Linked DNA regions of Homo sapiens: regions 1 and 2 are each linked to region 3. Evidence: read pairs that join two places in POLR2A ChIA-PET (ENCODE). Cell type or tissue: MCF 10A. All regions are shown on one strand. Each heading gives the region's core, and the rest is flanking DNA. Links, peaks and the distances in the headings are about the cores only. Region 1 overlaps PLA2R1 (phospholipase A2 receptor 1). Region 2 overlaps PLA2R1 (phospholipase A2 receptor 1). Region 3 has its middle 29 kb from the start of PLA2R1.

Region 1 (6,284 bases), core at 713-5,712, 52 kb before region 3:
TCTCCAGCCCAGCTAAGCTCCTGACAACCAGGTCCTGTTCAGTTTATCTACAAGTTAGATCTTCAATAAATCCACATTTTTCCAATCCCCTTGCTGCCACCTAACTGAAGCCACCACTACTCCTGGCCCAGACTATTGCTCTAGCCTTCTACCTGGTCTCCAGGATTTGCCTATTGCTCCCTTCCAAGCCATTCAGTATAATAGAGCCAGAGTAATCCTTAAATATATATTTTTAAAATCATCACTCCCCTGCTTAAAACTCTTTTGATAGCTTTCTTTTGCACTTAGAATTAGGTAAGTCCTTACCTTTATGACACTCATGGACTCTGTCTGCCCTTTCAGAGTGTCTTGTTTCTCTCTTCTTCATTCACTGTACTCTTGCCACATTGTCTTTCTTAGATGGCAATAACCTCTTTCCCCCCTCAAAACCTTCAGATATCTGGCCAGTGACATGCTGAGGGCTGGGGGTGGAGGAGCAGTCAGCCTGGACAGGTGGGCGTATTTTATCACTGACATTGTTTGGAATGGTTAGAGCATGTGCCTGGTGACTCAAAAGCATGCTGTCTTTTACTTGGTTTTATTATTATTTTTTAGTTCTATTTAAACCATATACCCTCTTTATTGCCTGCATCCCATGCTGACCACTCCCTCTCCCCTTCCTTTGCACATGTCTGTATCATGCATCTCCGTGTGAATATCTCATTTCCCCACTTTCCATTTTGACAACTTCTACTCATCTCTTGGGCTACAGTTCAAATACAACTTCCTCAGGAAAACCTTCCATGACTCCCAATTTTAACTTCGGTTTCTCACTTGTAATACTGTATTTTCTTAAGGTAGAACTTATGACAAACTGTAATTATGTATTAATTTGGGTATTATACTTGAATGTGAATTTCATCAGGGCAGGCACTATGACTTTCACATTTCACATTCACGGTTATAACCCCAGGAGCCAGAGAAGTCCCTGGCACATAGTAGGTGTTCAATACATATTTGTTAAATGAATAAATGGATGAATGGTCTGTGGAAATGGAGGTCAAGGTCAGGCATGCATTGTTGTAGAAGTCAAGAGGAGACAGTGCCCTGAAGAAGGTATAGACAATTCTTTTGCGAATTCTCTCTATTTAGAGGATGAGAGAGAGAGGTGTTTTCAGGAGGCAGAAATAGGGATGAAAGAATTGCAGTATTTTTAAGATGTTATTTCAAGACTCGCACAGGTCTAACTGCTAAGGAAAAGGGCCCAGCAAAGAAGCACCCAGGGGTGTGCACTGGAATCACCTAGAAGTTTGTTAAAACACAGATTGCTGGGCTGCACTTCTAGAATTTCTGATATGATGGTCTAGGGTGTGACTGCTACTTTGCGTTTCTAGCAAGCTCCCAGGGAATTCCAACGCTGCTGGAACGGGGACCACACATTGAGAACAACTGAGATACAGGTTGGAGAAGGTTGGATGGGGCGCTCCAGAGCCCAGGTGGGGAGACTTGGCCCATGTAGGAGGAGGAACATCATCCTCGCGCATAGAAGGGAGGAAATAAAGATGGGCACAGATGCAGGTAGGCTTAAAGGTGAGAGAGCAGGAAGTTGCCAAACTGTCTGTCTGATGGATCTTTTTGCCATTATGAGGTAGGAACTGAGGTCAAATAATGAGAATCAGAAAGGAGATTGGAAGGTAGGGTTAGAAGTTAGAGGAGAATAGAGAGGTTGGCAGGGTCATTGTGGGGTGTGAGAACTGCATGACAGAAACATATAGCATTGCTGAGCCATGTTGAGGGCTCAGGAGAGAGCAGCCATACCTTTGTTGTATCAATCTGCTTGTTTGTCTTTTTTGTGGAGGGCGGGAGCGGGGGCAGGCGGGCGGCGACAGAGTCTTGCTCTGTCACCAGGCTGTAGTGCAGTGGCGCGATCTTGGCTCACTGCAACCTCCATCTCCTGGGTTCAAGCGATTCTTCTGCCTTAGCCTCCTAAGTAGCTGGGATTACAGGTGCCTACCACCACACCCAGCTAATTTTGTATTTTTAGTAGAGATGGGATTTCACCATGTTGGCCATGCTGATCTCAAACTCCTGACCTCAAGTGATCTGCCCGCTTCAGCCTCCCAAAGTGCTGGGATTACAGGTGTGAGCCACTGTGCCCAGCCTAAATCTGCTTTATTATATCACTCGAGCAACTGATCAGAATTATATAAAAATAAGGTTCAAGGGCAATCATATCATTTCACAGGTTGGTATCGTAAAAATATCTCAAATTAACTAAGTGTGATTCTGCAGCTCTGTAAGGCACACAACCAAGAGAGTCCAGAATGGCCCATAATTGCCTCTAAACAAACCCAGAGAGATTCCTGTGTGTCATCCTTTTTGCTGAAGATGTTTTATTACATCCTTCACCGCTAGTATATTTGTATATGTGTTTATGAATACTACATTTAAATTTTGCTCATTTACAATCAACTTTTTTTTTAAATGTAGCATCATTTTACATTGAGATATTTAAAAAAATTTCCCACATAAGAAGGATGAGATACAGCAGTACAGACCTTTACTTTATTCCACTCACTCTTCTCTGTCCTATCCACTTGTTGACCCCATGGAAAGAGCTATCAGCTTGCTCAGGTTTCAATCTCCGACACGTCATTTTGAGTTATATTGGCTACCGGGAGCCAAAAGTAACAAGAAAGGAAGAAAACTGGCACTGAACAAATAAACATGCTCTCTGCTGGTTGTGGTAAAGGGCAGGAGGGCTGGAATCTGGCAGGCTGTCAAGCAGAGGAAGCTTCTGAGCTGTACAAGGCTGAACAAATAGATGGTCTGGGGAATGAAAAGCCTGGAGCACCACTGAACCCAGGCTTCCACTGGGAAACTGTCATTGGAAGTTTCCCAGTGGAAACTTCTTAAGGTTTCAGAACCTTAAGAAGAATATTGTAGTTTTTTTTTTGAAGTCCCTAGTATTAGAGCCATGTGAAGTACGTGTTAACTTTATTAGTATTGGTTCATTTATTTGGTTTTAATAATGACCTCTATTGGGGATGGAAAAGGAAAAAGAAGAGATGATGCAAATAATATGACAATAATAAAAATAATATGACATCTGTTTCAGGAGTCAAGGGGTGTAGAGATCACATGCATACACACCTACATGCATACATTTAGATTCAAATAGAGAAGGCTGGTGATCTGACAGTTATAAAATAATAAAATGCTTTCATTCTGGTTGGTGAATAGCCACTGTTCTGAGCTTCTCTATTACCCCCACTACCCAGGCTTCCCTGCACCCCACCCCCACATTGTAGCAGCTAAGGGGTTAATATCAGCAGAGAGCCTCTGGAATTCCCAACCCCCACACTAAGGTCTCCATTGCGATTGACCAATAGCCCATACCATATTGGCTGTTAAATGTGTTGATATTATCCCTGTATATAGATGTATATTGCATAGAATTATCTCCATATTATTGCTTGATGATGAATTATCTGCACCGGGGTCACCTGGGGCACTTTTCAAAAATGCAGATGGTTGAGTTTTACATACTGCACCCACTGCATCTCTGGAAGATGGGCCAGGATATGCATTTAAACTATCTCCCAGGTGATTCTAGGGCATTGTGTCAAATACAGCCTGCATTTTCTGGCATACAGCAAACCTGTCTTCTCTCTAGATGCCAAGTTCCTTAAAGGGAGGATCCTAAGTCCTAAAACTCTTGGCATTCACCACTATGCATAGCTTAGTGCTTGTTGACTTACAGCAGAGAGGAGAAATCATGGATTCAGAAGTGTATGCTGAAAATATAAATTGGGTTTGATGCTGCTGCTGCTATTGTTGCTGCTGCTTCTGGCTGCAATGGTTAACCCTTGTGAGTACTTACTGTGTGCCAGATATTATGAAAAGTGCCTTGAATGCCTCATCTAATTGAATTGCACAATAATCCTAATAGGTACTGCTATTACCTACATTTTATGTCTGAGGAAACTGAGACTCAGATAGATGGAGAGAGCTTCCCAAAATTTCATTGTTGGGAGGAAGCAGGACTCCAATCTTGGCCTGTGTGATTATTTCAAAGCTTATACTCTTTCTTATTTGCTAAGCCATACTAGCTCTTGGATTAGAAAACAATTCTACAGATACTTTATAAGTCAGATTCTTTGGGGTTAATCTCTTCAACTTGCTTTTGCTTCAAATTTATTTGTTGCATTTTATATATGTGGAGGGGAGGCAGGCATGGGAGATGAAGACTGTAAAAGCTGTACTCTGACTCACAGAAACCAAGGGAAAGGAAATTGAATATAGAAAGTAGGAGGCATATATAAACATTCTCTAATACTTGGTAACAATTGGAAACTTTTTAGCTAAATAAAAATAAAATGAAATAATAAGGCACTAACTGAAAAAAAGAAGTTAGAACATTGCCACTGCCATTGAACTTTGAAAATCAAGTTAAGAAAAGAAAAAAAATGAGGTTATAGCCAGAAGGTAAATAGTAGGAAAGGGAGTCAAGACGAGAATCCACTGTCAAGAAATAATGAGGGCAATTGCGATTTTAGAAAGATCATCAAGGGGCCAGCTGGTGCCTGGGCTTGACAATGGGCGAGACAAGCAGCAGCCTGGATGTGGAGAAATTAAAGCAGCTCATAAGAGATAGTGGATTGAAAGGCTAACTGGGCTTTATATGCAATCAGGTTTGTTTTGAAGTATCCAGCCAAGAAGCTGGGATCAATGAGATCGCAGAGTATTTATAATTTGATTCTGGTTAAAACATCATTATGCACTGAGCTTAATGAAGAATGGCTAATTAACATCTCTTGAATGTACGGCAAAAAGAATATATATTAGAATTGTCTTTTCAAGGCAAAAACAAACCCCAAATCAAAATCTGTGTTAATAGCATCAGGGTTCTTATTCAGACTTCAATATATCAATCCCAGTGCTTTTGTTTAGATACAGATAACTTTCTAATCATCTTTGATTCATTCATGACATATAGAGAAGACAAAATTTATTCTTACTGGGATCAGGGCAAAATCCCCACTTTTCATCTCTTTCATAACGGCTTGTCGTGGCACACCACAGTAAGTCATCTTCCCGACCTTCACGGGTACATTCATGATGCCACTGATGGTTATACTGGAAGGGAAACATACACGGCATCCCGTGGGTGTTCCCTTTGATTGTATGCAAATCTAGGAGAAAGAAATGTACAAAGTCAGATAAGTATGATGTCAGCTTTATCTTTGGAAACTGCTATATATCGAAAGCATTTTTTATGGACTGAAACCCTCTTGGGGCAGATACTCACTACAGCAGAGTGAGCCCTCAGGTCCTCACTGTCTCCTGTCAGTAGAGGTGTGAGACTGAGTGCTGGGCTCAGAGGAAGTGCTGATACATGGTTTGCTTATGCATTTATCTACTTGTTTACTTACTATGGTGAGCTGTCACAGTAACATTCATATTTGTGGATGGATGAGAAAGAAACTTTAATGGAGATTTAACTTCATAATACCTTCCAGTCGCCAAACACATCAGCCATTAGCATCTAAAGCTCAATAGATTCATAGGCATTTATTAATTTATTCATTCAATAAATATTTATTGAACATTTAATGTACTCAGTACTGGGGATACAACAGTGAACAAACCAGCAAAAGTTCCTTTATGTGGAACTTCTATCAAGGAGAGAGAAAGAGAAAGCAAATATACAAGTAAACATACAGTATCATTGCAGGTAGCGGTGCCATGATGAAAAATAAATAGGATGAGAAGACAGAGTGGGGTGTGTGTGTGCGTGTGTGTGTGTGTGTGTGTGTGTGTGTGTGTGTGTGTGTGTATGTGTGAGACAGAGGGAGAGAGAGAGAGAGAGAGAAAGTGAGAGAGAGGGAGAGATGGGGTGGAGGGGCACAGGGCACTACTTTGGACAGGATGGGCAGTGAAAGACCTCTCTGAATAGGAACTGGGTGACCTGAGAGTGCAGGTCTTTAGAAAAGAGGTGATCCAGCAGAAGGAACAGCAAGTAAAAAGAACCTGAGACAAGAACAAGTGAGGGGGTGAATGAAGAAGAGGAAGGAGGCCCTCTGGGTAGGGAGCCAGGGACGTACTAGAGTGTCAGTGCACATAGAGCTGTCTCCCCGCCATACTGCGGGCTTTGGCCTCTACCCTGAGGGTGGGGGCAAGTCTCTTGCGGGTTTTGAATGGGAAAGTGACAGGATCAGATTTACATTTTTAAAGAACCACTGATGCCCTGTTTGCAAAGGGGCAAACAGCTGACATAGGGAGAGGGTGAAGCGAGACAGCTG
Region 2 (6,284 bases), core at 610-5,609, 110 kb before region 3:
GGAGTCTCCCCATTTCACAGGTGAAAGTGAATAATGTGATTTTTCATGTGCCGTAGGATGGATCCCACTTCAATCTAGGATACTACTTCAGTTTTTTCCCTGTCATTTTGAGAAAAATGTGAGAATTACCCATTGCAACTGGAAAAAAATACAATAGTGAGTTCTCTGTGTCCTTCATAGAGGTTTGCAAGTATGGGAATGAATGAAAACCAAGACTTTTTTTTTCCTTCTGGAATAACTTGCTCTAGAAGGTGATATTTCTAAAACTTGCATTACTGTCCTTTCAGAGTGAGATAAATGAAAAATCATTCTCCAAAATAATCTTCATTTCATTATGACATGGACAAGGTTCCCATACTCAGATAATCAGGTGATATGCAGGATAGGGAGGTATAGGGTAAAGGGAGTCTTGTGTTATTTTAAAGAATAGCTGCTTCTCTGCCAGAGAGACTTCATATGGGAGATGGTTTGGGGGGACTTTTTGGAGGTTTTTGATACTTTTTCAGGCTGAAATTGTACAATGGCCTCAGAACAATATGGCTAGCAAAGATTTCTCAGGACCTTGCCAAATAATTCTCCTGGTACTAAGGTCTGGTGCAGTTTTGTCATGGGAGCTCTGGCCATCATTTCTAGGTTCTCTTGGTTGGTTTACCAAGTGGTCCCAGGCCCACTTGTTTTGAATCCATCCCTTTTCTCCAGTTTGAAAAGACTTACAGGAGTTCTATCAGACCACTCCCATGAGCCGGCATTCAGTGGGTTTCTTTTATTAAATCCAATCCAGAACTGCCTTTCTTCTGTCCTGTAAAGAGAAGAAACAAAAGCTTTGCCTTTCCCATCAAATTTACAGCATTATGTGAAAGGTTCAAAAAATACCAGCATGGCACATGTATACACATGTAACTAACCTGCATATTGTGCACATGTACCCTAAAACTTAAAGTATAATAATAATAAAAGAAAAAATATTTTAAAATATTTATGTATGCAGGAAACAGCTGATGCTACTGGCAGGATTGATCAAGTCAACAAGCATTGAACATTTTAAATGTGCAAAACCCTGTGCTGTGACATGAACTGAGAGAAGAATAAGCCTCACATTCTATTACTCTTGGTTTGTGTGGTTTGCTCACAGGTGATATACAGGTGGGTAAAAGTCAGCTTTTATTGAGAACATGAGTTTCTCATCAGGAATAGCAAAGCCTTTCAGTCAGGACAAGAACACATGAAAAGAAAATTGGTAAGAAACTTTGGAACATCTCTAGCCAAGAGGACCTTTCACTACTTTACTGTGTGTTTGCTACTTCACTATACTATTTATTCTACTTTACTATGCTTTGATTTGTTGTTCTTTTGTTAAACATTCATGTATTCTCTGAAAGTCAACCACCATCATCTTCACTGAATAAAAGGTACACAGTAGGTTTTGGGTTTTTTTCAGATATCAACACAAATAATTCTAAAGCCAGTCACCCTGAGCCATGGTTCATTAACTTCAGTTGTCACCATTGGTTTATACTTGGTGAGAAGCTCCACAGAGAATCACCTTCCCTTCTATGAGGCAGAGTACAAATGTGTCCACAGAATACTCAATAAATCGAGTAATAAAGCCTACCTGTGCAATGAACCATCTCACTAAGATAATTTTCTGAGAATAATTTTGAAGAATCAAAGATTTAAAATATTCAGATGTCAGGACAGATACTTTATTTTCCTTTGTGCAGAGAAGCAAGGAATTCCTTCTCGGATATGTCAGCTACTCTGCCTGGATGACACAAATTAAATTCAAATTCAGCTTAGAAATCCAAGAGATCACTGATGCCCGGTTGGACATTGTCATGATGATACTAACTTTCATTTAAGGCTGGGAGAAGGTGAGAATGGCCACCTTCAGTTTAAGCCAAGCACATTAATCTCGATGGCATAGGCTGAAAATCCATGTCACTCTCCTGGTGTTGTGACCTTTTTCTTTCCTCACTGAATTCAGAGTTCTATGTCTTTCCTGCTATATACTGGCTCCTGGAAGATGAAATGGTATTTACTTTCTCTTCATCAGTTTCCTGAAATTGTACAATATTTAATAAACACACATGTATGTGCATACGTGTGTGTGTGTGTGTGTGTGTGTGTGTCTGATTAATAAAATAGAAATAGAAAAGCAGTGCCATAGGAAGGAAAAGCAGCATACCTGTTATACCTGCTAACTATGAGATCTGGTATGTTTGCTATAATTAAGCATCAGATTTGACTGAATTCTCTGGTAGTCTGGGAATAAACTGAAACATACACAGTTATTGATAATTTTTTTTTTGAGACAGGGTCACACTGTCGCCCAGGTTGGAGTATAGTAGCACACAATCTTGGCTCACTGCAACCTCCTCTTCCCAGGCTCAATTGATACTCCCACCTCAGTCTCCTGAGTAGCTGGGACTACAGATGTGTGCCACTACACCTGGCTAATTTTTTTGTACTTTTTGGTAGAGATGGGGTTTCACCATGTTGCCCAGGCTGTTCTCTAACTCCTGGGCTCAAGCAATCTGCCTTGGCCTCTCAAAGTGCTGGGATTACAGGTGTGGGTCACTGCACCCAGTCAAGAATTTTTAAATATTTTATTTAAAGACGGTTCTCGCTCTGTTGCCCAGGCTGGAGTGCAGTGGCACAATCATACCTCACTGTAACTTTGAACTAGGTTTTGCTGGGACTACAGGTGTGGCCACCACACCCAGCTAATTTTGAAAAATTTTTTTGTAGAAACTGAGTCTCACTATGCTGCCTAGGCTGATCTTGAATTCCTGGCCTTAAGTGTTCCTCCCACCTTGGTGTCCCAAAGTGCTGTGACCCACTGTGCCTGGCTCATATTATATGACTTTTGTGATCAGATATTGAAGATCCATGATTTAGCTTGGGACTAAATTCTGCTAGACATTTCAAGCATGAGAACTTACATAAACAGAAATGACAGTGACATTTGATCTTAAAGCAAACTGGGAAGCAGTGTGTGTGTGGTTGTCATATGGCAAACCTCACTAAAATGCAAGGACAGAATATGCAAATATGTTTTAAAGGAAGCTAAAGTAATGAAGCAAAATGTAACTTTGAACAATGGAGACTATCACCTATCCCTTGGATTTGCGGCCTCACACCTGGCTGATAATCCAATTAGCCAGAAAGCTTCTTAAACTTTTCTTCAGACTCAGAGAGTCTGACTCAGCAGCTCTGGTGTGAGGCCAGAAAGCTCTGTATTAAAAGGTGTCCCGACCAAGTGTGATGAGCAGCCAGGTTCCTGAGTCATGGCCTCATGTCAGCATTTCCCGTAGGGACTAGCAGTTCTGTGGGATGTCAATAAGTGTTCTTAAAAAAGGGAATTGTGGTCAAAGAAAGTGCTTCCTTCTAGAACCCTTTACGATGCTAATGTACATGGCAAATCTCCAAGATTGTACATTGTTTTGCAAACATATTTGACCATAAAATCTCCTTCCTCCCCTGCAGAATGCTGCACAAGACTCACATGGAGAGATGTCAAAAACTCCCAGCTTTAAGGTCATTGCTGTAGATGTGGAAGATGAATAATCTGATAGATGTTGCATGTTAATCTTTTTATGGGAATGTCCTACAAGGAAACTTGTGGGAAAGGCCAGAATTTTCCTGAAAAAATAGTACAGGATTTTTCTCTGGGATTCAGGCCAGTGTTTCATTGAGACTCTAGATTTCCAGAGCCTGAAGCAGAGTACCTATTATTATGGTTGTTTTCATTAAATAAATATACAGAGTCATGGAGGTGTGATGATCACAACATCCTCAGAGGCAGGATCTTGTTTGTCATGTCTATTGAATTATCCAACCAGCTATGCATGTAACTGTGCCCCTTCCACAGAAGATACTCTCACAATGCAGGCTGACTGACAAGAACATTCCAAAGTGAGAGGCCAAACTCGGGGGTGGGGGGCTCACAGGAAGGAGACAAGATGACTGTCTTCAAATATTTGAAAATAGAGTAGATTTGATCTGTATTTGCTCTAGCTCAAACTGAGGGGAGGCAGATTTCTGGCTTATTAGAAAACTACTCTTTGAAACCAGGCTTCTGCAATGGAATGGGCTTTCTCCCAAATAAGAAGCATTCTGAAACTGGAAGGAATTATGCAGACAGCAGATGACCACGGTATGTGGTGGGAGGTAGCACAAGACGGTTTAGAGTTCTTACAATTTAAGCTTGAGTTTCTAACTCCACTGAATTCAAGGTTCTGTAAACTTGCAAGATGGATACAGATAAGGGAAAGCTTGTTTCCTCAAATGAAAACTTAGGAGGTTGGGTTGGAATTAAAAAAAAAATTACTGGGACTCTTTTTTTTTTTTTTTCCAAACAAAATCTTACATAGGCTCCAATTATATACAAAATAATTAGCGGTGGAGCTGGTCAGAGCCGCTCTGGTGAGGCGTGGAAGGAACTAGGAGCTCTGCCTACGTGGCCCTCTCATACTCCTGGGGTTCCAGGATTCTTGGGATCCTTCCACAACACTTTGAAAACCATTGGGGTAGATAATTCCTGAGTTTGGCAGGAAAGCTCTACAGTTCTGACTTGAGGCACAAAGAAAAGATTTCAAATATCTAAACAATTGTCACTTTGTTCTTTGTTTTATGAAATGAGAACCTGGTACAAGATAAACATAAAACTATATGTATATTTATTTTTCTTGGCTTTGGGCATAATACAAATATGGGAATTTTAAACAACTACTTGGGATACTCACCCCTCAGAAGCCATTACTGGGAGATAGAATATTTGACTGTAATTTTTCATAATTAACAAGTATTTACCAATTAAATTTTGAATGTAAGAGCTCATTCACAAAATTCTCTTCCTCAATATGGGCAAAGCTTGCAAGATGAGCTCCAAATTCTTCGCAAAATGCTTCAGCTTCTCTCCATGTTCTTTTCATCAGAACTTTTTCACTATGAAATACCTGTATAGTAAAAGAAAATAAATTAACATTGTTATAGATAAAGTCAGGTTGTTAAACTCTGTTCAAGAAAGTAACAGTAATATTAACATAATCATCATTATTATTTATAAAGAGCTTGATCTAGTGGGAGGAAGTAATATTTACTGAATTAGAATGTGCCTAGTCATCATAAAACTATTAGTTCCTTTTATCCTCATAACAAATTTCTGAGGAGAATATAATAAACTCAGTTTTATAAATGAGCTTTTTGAGGAATTTTTTTTCACCCTAAATCTTCTGTGACTGGCATGTACTTGTCCCTCAGTAAATATTTGTCAAGAGATAAATAAAGTCAGGCCAAGAGAGGTTAAGAATTTTAGGTCACACAGCTATAAACTGGCAGAGCTAGAATTAGACCTACAATACCTTGCTTCCAGAGTCCATAAACTTCCATCCCACCAGATTGCCTTCTGACAGATTAGAATTAGCAGATTGATCATTACTCTGGCTGACCCAGGGCAAGAAATGAGAAATTAGACCTGGGACCTAGGGTAGCTCTATTTCTAGAGTCTTTGGATCTTAGTTGAACTGGCAGTGCAGTGGTTCAGCTGTGCCTAAAATCTCTGCTGCTTCTCAGCTGTCTTCATGGTGGCAGGAAGAAGCCAGATGAATGGAAGGTCTTCTGTTGGCTTTATTTAAGATTGGGGAAAGGGACTGAAGACCCAGAGCTTGCAATCCCAGTCCTCTTACCCTTCTTATTTTTAACTGCCTGGCACTAAGCCTGAGCCTCTGATGCCAGACAGGTACACCCTGTGGCCAGCCCTCACCAGGCTCTTACTTGCTGAGACCAGAATGAATAGCTTTCCAAGTCCTGTGGACCACAGCACAACCTTTCCATCTTTTAAATTATATGTCAAAACTTGCCTCCTCTGGGAACCTCTTCCCGAATCACTATAAGCTCATAAATCCTACCACCATGCCTATCACACACACCATGCATTTGTTGACATATCAGGGTGATATATAGTAGAAAAGGCACCAGACCAGAAGTCCTAAACCAGGCATTTATTCCAACTCTGTCAATAAATAATCGTGATCTTGGGCAAATCACTACATTTCACAGGCCCCAGTTTACTCATCTCTAAGGTTTAACTTATTAATGGGCGAGGCCACTTTTGGGCCTATTATTCTATGAATGTAATGTAGGATTATACATGTGTACAATTTAAATCGAGCACATTCACAGCTGCTTCATGCCATCTACGAGCTACAACAGTTCCAGAGATAGAGTCTGTCTTCATTCTGCTCTGCCTGTGCAGAGATGCTGGGGAACTTTTCCCCAAGATT
Region 3 (6,284 bases), core at 825-5,824:
ACAAAAACAGCAATCCCTTGAGCTATATTCCTGGTTACTGTGGCATTTCCTGATCTTGACTAACAGGATTACTTCTCTGAATTGTAAAAATTCCCACAGTATTGCATACAGAGAGTGGATAGGAGACATGGTGGTCGCAGACAGAAAAGGAGGAAAATTGTGATATGAAAAGCTTGGAGATCCTGTTTCCAATTCCCATCAGGCTGTCAGAGGCTGGGGTTAGTCCAGAAGGCTTCAGATAACACCAGGGTGTGGCCCTGGCCAGGAACCCTCAGTTACCTCTGAACCTCTTCCAGCCTCATGTGACAGCTAGGCTTTCTGTGAAAAGAAACTGGTTCAAAACAAAGCCAACATTCCCAGCACCCTGAGGGCAGAGGGATTTGCTAAGTTCTCCTGGCAAGCCTGTTCCCCAAGTCTTGTTAGGCTTGCAGCCACACTAACTGTTTTTAAATGACTGAAGGGGGCGCAGTGTTTGGTTTGATTTTAAAATGGAGGATGGAGGCCTCAAAATGAAAACAAAGGGTTGGGGTCTGCTGCTATACTCACCCTTCTGATGAATCTACCTTGGATCCTGGATGGGCCCCCAAAATGAAGCAGTGCCATTGTCTGGGGTAAATACCTGAGATTCGTTGTCTTATGGCCATGGAAAACTAGGACACAGACACACAAAGAGTGAGGAAGAGAGCAGAAGTTTAATCGGTAAAAGAAAGAGAAAAGCTCTCTCCTGCAGAGAGACGGGTCCAGAGCACATTTTCTGGTCCACGGCAAAATGCAAGGGGTTTTATAGATGAGCTTGAGGAGGTGGTGTCTGATTTACATAGAACATGAAAGATTAGTCGGAGCAGGTGTGCCATTTGCATAGCATGTGAAAATCTGGCTGTCCCCATCCTAACTTTTTCTTATGCAGATGAGTTCTTTGCTGGGTTGGCACCATGTTGCCTGCCTCTTTACTGTACACATGGTGACAAAGAAAAGGGAAGATGGAGCCTCCATGTTGAACATACCCTTTTCCATTGGCACAGCTGCCGGCATTCACCTGTGCAAGCTTCCAGCTTGCTTATCTATGTCTGTACTCAAAAGAGTAGCTTTTTTCAAGCTACTCTTTGCTAGAAAAGCCTCCATGTTGAACATACCCTTTTCCATTGGCACAGCTGCTGGCATTCACCTGTGCAAGCTTCCAGCTTGCTTATCTATGTCTGTACTCAAAAGAGTAGCTTTTTCAAGCTACTCTTTGCTAGAAAAGCCTCCATGTTGAACATACCCTTTTCCATTGGCACAGCTGCTGGCATTCACCTGTGCAAGCTTCCAGCTTGCTTATCTATGTCTGTACTCAAAAGAGTAGCTTTTTCAAGCTACTCTTTGCTAGAAAAGGAATGATTTGTGGCTACTTTTTTTGTTAAAAGGGAAATTCTGCTGAGGACTCTTGCCCTTACTATCTGCCTAAACAATTTCTTTCTAGCTCCTGTATCAGTTTTTCCATTAAATTGCTTTGCACCTTGATGAAAAATGAGTTATCCATATATGTCTATTTCTGGGCTCTCTTTTCTGTTCCACTAAATTATTTATCTTTACATCAGTACCACATTGTTTTGATTATGGTAGTGTTATCATAAGTCTTAAAGTCAGGTAATGTTAGCCTTCTAATTTTGTTCTTCTTTTTCAAAATTGTTTTGGCTGTTGAAGATCCTTTGGATTCTGATTTGAGCTTCACAACCAGTTTGCCGATTTCTACAAAAGTGTTACTGGGATTTTGATTGGGATTGCATGGAATTAAAGATCAATTTGGGGAAAATTGACATCTTAACAATATTGAGTCTTTTGACTCAATGAACAAGAAGTATCTATCCATTTATTTAGTCTCCAACTTTTCTCAGCAATGTTTAGTAGTTTATAATTTATAGATCTTTTATATTTTTGTCATTTTTATTCCAAAATATTTCATATTTTTGATGCTCTTATAAGTAGCATTCTTTTTTAAATTTTCCAATTGCTTGCTGTGAATATATAGAAATACAATTGATTTTGTAGATTAATCTTCTATCCTGAAATCTTGCTATCCTCATTTATTAGTTATAGTAGTTTTGTAGATTCTGTTGGAGTTTCTGCATATATGACCGTGTCATCTATGAATAAAGACAGCTTCATGTCTTTCTTTCTAATCTATTTTATTTATTGCCTGATTGTACCAGCTAGAACCTCCAGTAGTAGCTAGGATAGTTAGTAGGTTAACTCTAAAGTTTTGTAGCTGTCCTTTATCAGCTTAAGGAGGGTCCTTTCTGTTCCTAGTTTGATGAGAAGTTTTATCAGGAATGGATGTTGGATTTTGTCAAATAATGCTTCTGCACCTATGAGATGATCATATGATTTTTCTTTTCAGTTTGTTAATATGGCAAGTTATCTTACTGATTTTGTATGTTAAACAAACCCTACATTTCTGGAATAAACTCCATTTAGTCCAGGCCTACTTTTACCTTTCCTTTTCTAAGCTCCATGAAGGCCTTTGCTTTCCACTGACACTGTCTTTCTTCAGACCGTACAGTAGAAAATATCATCATTTGTCTTGGAGCTTTCTTGTGGAAATCACATCTCAACCCCATTCTTGTTGCCTTAATTCTATTTGTGGGTTTCCAAATCTCCCTAAATCTCTTATTCAAAGATGGTCTCTTGGGTTGTTTCTAAAAATGGTTAGTGACCTCCATTTGAGCTGACTTCACTCTCTGAGTGATTTTGCTTTCAAAGTACTTTAATTTCCAAATCAGGGTGGTACACTTCTACTTTATGGGCTGGATAAAGGCTTAAACTAAATCACAGGTGGCATAGCAGTACTTTCTAAAACATTCCACTCCCTCAGTGTGATGAAATACTCTGCCTTCTGGAATTTTCCCTGCTCCTTTGTCCTTAATTATATTCCCAGAGAGGTTGTGTGACTCATCTGTATGAGCTAGAGAAAATCTATGCATCTCTTTTTAGTAAATTTCTGTTTTGACTTGTGCATTCTAGTCAGGTAAATTCCTGTTTGTTAGTAAGAGCAGTTATTTTCAGAAAGGCTAAACCCAAATCTGAACTGGTCCTAGCTTGTTTGAGTTTCTTAAAAAATGAAATCTGGAATCTGTCATTTGTGCTTGTTATTTATCATAATAGTTGTGGCTTTGTTATTTCCATCAGTACTCTTATTTTTGGCTGTAGGTCCTCACGACCTACATCATTCCTCCACTCCTTCCTCCTTATTTTCCCACTGCCATCCTACTTCCCAGAAAAACCTGAGATTTGTTTGGTGGACTGTCCCTCTGGGAGGACTGGCTAGGGAAAGGACTGAATAAGCTTACTCTTAGAAATGAGCAATGACCTCTAAGGGTCTACAAATATTAATTTGAGAAGTGTTACTTTAAATTGGTTTTCCTTTGGCTACCTTCATATCAAATATTTCTGCCCTTTTTTTTTTTTTTTGAGACAGAGTCTCCCTGTATCCCCCAGGCTGGAGTGTAGTGGTGCGATCTCAGCTCACTGCAAGCTCTGCCTCCTGGGTTCATGCCATTCTCCTGCCTCAGCCTCCCGAGAAGCTGGGACTACAGGTGCCTGCCAACACGCCCGGCTAATTTTTTGTATTTTTAGTAGAGATGGGGTTTCACCGTGTTAGCCAGGATGGTCTCGATCTCCTGACCTTGTGATCCTCCCATCTCAGCCTCCCAAAGTGCTGGGATTACAGGCGTGAGCCACCGCACCTGGCTTATTTCTGTCTTTGAGTCCCAAACCTTTCCAAGTGTCAGTGCCTAGTCGGAATTAACAGTCTTTTTAACATTCAGACCTGAATTTTGTGGCCTGTGTTACTTACCGCAGTCCCTGGAAGATTTGAGGGGCCCCTTCCAGTGCTCACACTCACCTCTAGTATCTGGGGATACTCAGGGGGCACCTCACAAGCCCTCATGGCAGCTTGCCAGTGCTCCTTTAGGCAGCTACTTCCTTAGCAGCCTCCACAGCTCCATGCCCAGGCCCAGAACGCTGCCCCACCTTCCATTGCATGTGCTGAGCACCTGCCTCTAGGCCCCCTCAAGGTTCCAGTGGCCCACTGTGTTCCCTGTGCTTGCCTGTCTCTAGGCTTCTGCTCAGTCTGCAGCATTAGCAGGTCCCTGCTCCACTGAAGCCACTCACCTCCAGTCGACAGCATGATGCTCTGCCTTCTGAGCTGACAGACCTATCTTATTTTTAGATTTGGAAGCAGGTCTCCTCTTCTGTACTCTACTTGTCTCAAAAGGGCCCCACATTAGTATTGCTTGGGCCCCAAAAGTTCAGTAGGTCAGATTTTAGTTTATATATAGTTCTTTTAAGGTCTAGTTTAAGGAACTGCCACCATATTTACCCAGAACCAGCATTCTCCTCTTGCAATATGACCCTTGTTCTGAGTTATCTAACTCTGAGGTCCTCAACATTTTTGGCACCAGGGACCAGTTTCATGGAAGACAGTTTTTCCACAGACTGGCCAAGGGGATGGTTTCAGGATGATTCAAGCACATTACATCTATTGCGCACTTTATTTCTACTATTATTACATTGTAATATATAATTATACAGCTCACCATACTGTAGAATCAGTGGGATACCAGAGCTTGTTTTCCTGCAACTAGATGGTCCCATCTGGCAGTGATGGGAGACAGTGACAGATCATCAGGCATTAGATTCTCATAAGGAGTGCAAAAACCTATTAGAACTGATACATTCAGTAAAGTGTCAGCATACAAAGTCAGCATACAAAAATCAGTAGCATTTCTATATGCCAACAGCAAGCAATCTGAAAAAGAAATTTAAAAAAATCCCATTTGCAATAGCTACAAATAAAATTAACTACCAAGGAATTAACCAAAGAAGTGAAAGAACTCTGCAATGAAAACTATAAAACATTGACACAAGAAATTGAAGAGGAAACAACAAAATGGAAAGATATTCCATATTCATGGATTGGAAGACTCAATATTGTTAAAATGTTCATACTACCCCAAACAATCTACAGATTCAATGCAATCCCTGTCAAAATACCATTGACATTCTTCACAGAAATGGAAAAAGAAAACAGTTTTATATTTATATGGAATCACAAAAGACCCAGAATAGCCAAAGCTATCCTGAGTAAAATGAACGAAACTGGAGAAATCACATTATCTGGTTCAAATTATACTACAGAGCTATAGTAACCAAAACAGCATGCTACTGGCATAAAAATAGATACATAAACCAATGGAAGAGAATAAAGAACTGATATGATTTGGATTTGTGCCCCCTCCCAAATCTCACATCAAACTGTAATCCTCAGTGTTGGAGGTGAAGCCTGATGGCAGGTGATTGGCTCATGGGGGCAGAGTTCTTATGAATGGTTTCGCACCATCCCCTCCATGCTGTTCTCATGATAGTGAATGAGTGAGTAATCATGACAGCTGGTTGTTTTAAAAGTGTGTGACACCTCCCCCTCCCCTGCCATGTAAGATGTCTGCTTTGCTTTCTGCCATGAGTTAAGAGCTCCCTCAGGCCTCCCCAGAAGCAGAGGTGCCCATGCTTCCTGTACAGGCTGCGTAACTGTGAGGCAATTTAACTTCTTTTCTTTATAAATTACCCAGTCTCAGGTATTTCTTTACAGAAATGTGAGAAAGAACTGATACATGAACCCAGAAACAAATCCATACATCTACAGTGAAATCATTTTCAACAAAGCTGCCAAGAACATTGTCGACAAAAGAACATTCTCTTCAAAAATAAATGGTGCTGGGAAAATTGGACATCCAAATGCAGAAGAATGAAACTAGACCCCTATCTCTTGCCATGTACAAAAATCAAGTCAAAATGGATTTAAAGACTTACATCTAAGACCTCAGACTATGAAAATACCACAAGAAAACGTTGGGGAAACTCTCCAAGACATTTGAGTGGGGAAAGATTTCTTGAATAATACTCCACAAACATGGGCACCTAAAGCAAAAATGGACAAATGGGGAGCACATCAAGTTAAAAGGCACAGTGGCTCACGCCTGTAATCCCAGTACTTTGGGAGGCCGAGGTGGGCAGATCACCTGAGGTCAGGAGTTTAAGACCAACCTGGCCAACATGGTGAAACCCCGTCTCTACTAAAATACAAAAATTAACCGGGCATGGTAGCATGCCCCTGTAATCACAGCTACTTAGGAGGCTGAGGCAGGAGAATTGTTTGAACCTGGGAGGCAGAGGTTGCAGTGAGCCGAGTTTGTGCCACTGCACTCCAGCCTGGGCTACAGAGCAAGACTCTCTGTCAAAAAAAAAAA

Evidence for each region. Peaks named below come from ENCODE experiments on the same cell type or tissue, not always from the same donor. Only the 100,000 strongest peaks of a DNase experiment are listed, where the experiment ranks them.
Region 1: POLR2A ChIA-PET joins it to region 3 with 6 read pairs; 1 of 35 experiments calls an interaction of 5 or more read pairs at or near these places.
Region 2: POLR2A ChIA-PET joins it to region 3 with 5 read pairs; 3 of 35 experiments call an interaction of 5 or more read pairs at or near these places.

The regions. Positions count from the first base shown.
Region 1 is chr2:160,037,025-160,043,308 of GRCh38, forward strand. It overlaps PLA2R1 (phospholipase A2 receptor 1), which reads right to left. Exons shown (of 30, transcript NM_007366.5): 3 at 5,001-5,174. The region is part of intron 1 of LOC105373717 (a long non-coding RNA gene); the gene reads left to right. Among named protein-coding and RNA genes, the nearest start is that of PLA2R1, 22 kb to the right of the region's middle. In MCF 10A, for the core only: no CTCF peak of the experiment used is centred there; a DNase peak (open chromatin) is centred at 2,707.
Region 2 is chr2:159,979,116-159,985,399 of GRCh38, forward strand. PLA2R1 (phospholipase A2 receptor 1) reads right to left here. Exons shown (of 30, transcript NM_007366.5): 13 at 4,813-4,958; 14 at 715-799. Among named protein-coding and RNA genes, the nearest start is that of LY75-CD302, 78 kb to the left of the region's middle. In MCF 10A, for the core only: no CTCF peak of the experiment used is centred there; a DNase peak (open chromatin) is centred at 3,256.
Region 3 is chr2:160,088,672-160,094,955 of GRCh38, forward strand. No RefSeq gene overlaps it. Among named protein-coding and RNA genes, the nearest start is that of PLA2R1, 29 kb to the left of the region's middle. In MCF 10A, for the core only: no CTCF peak of the experiment used is centred there; a DNase peak (open chromatin) is centred at 2,900.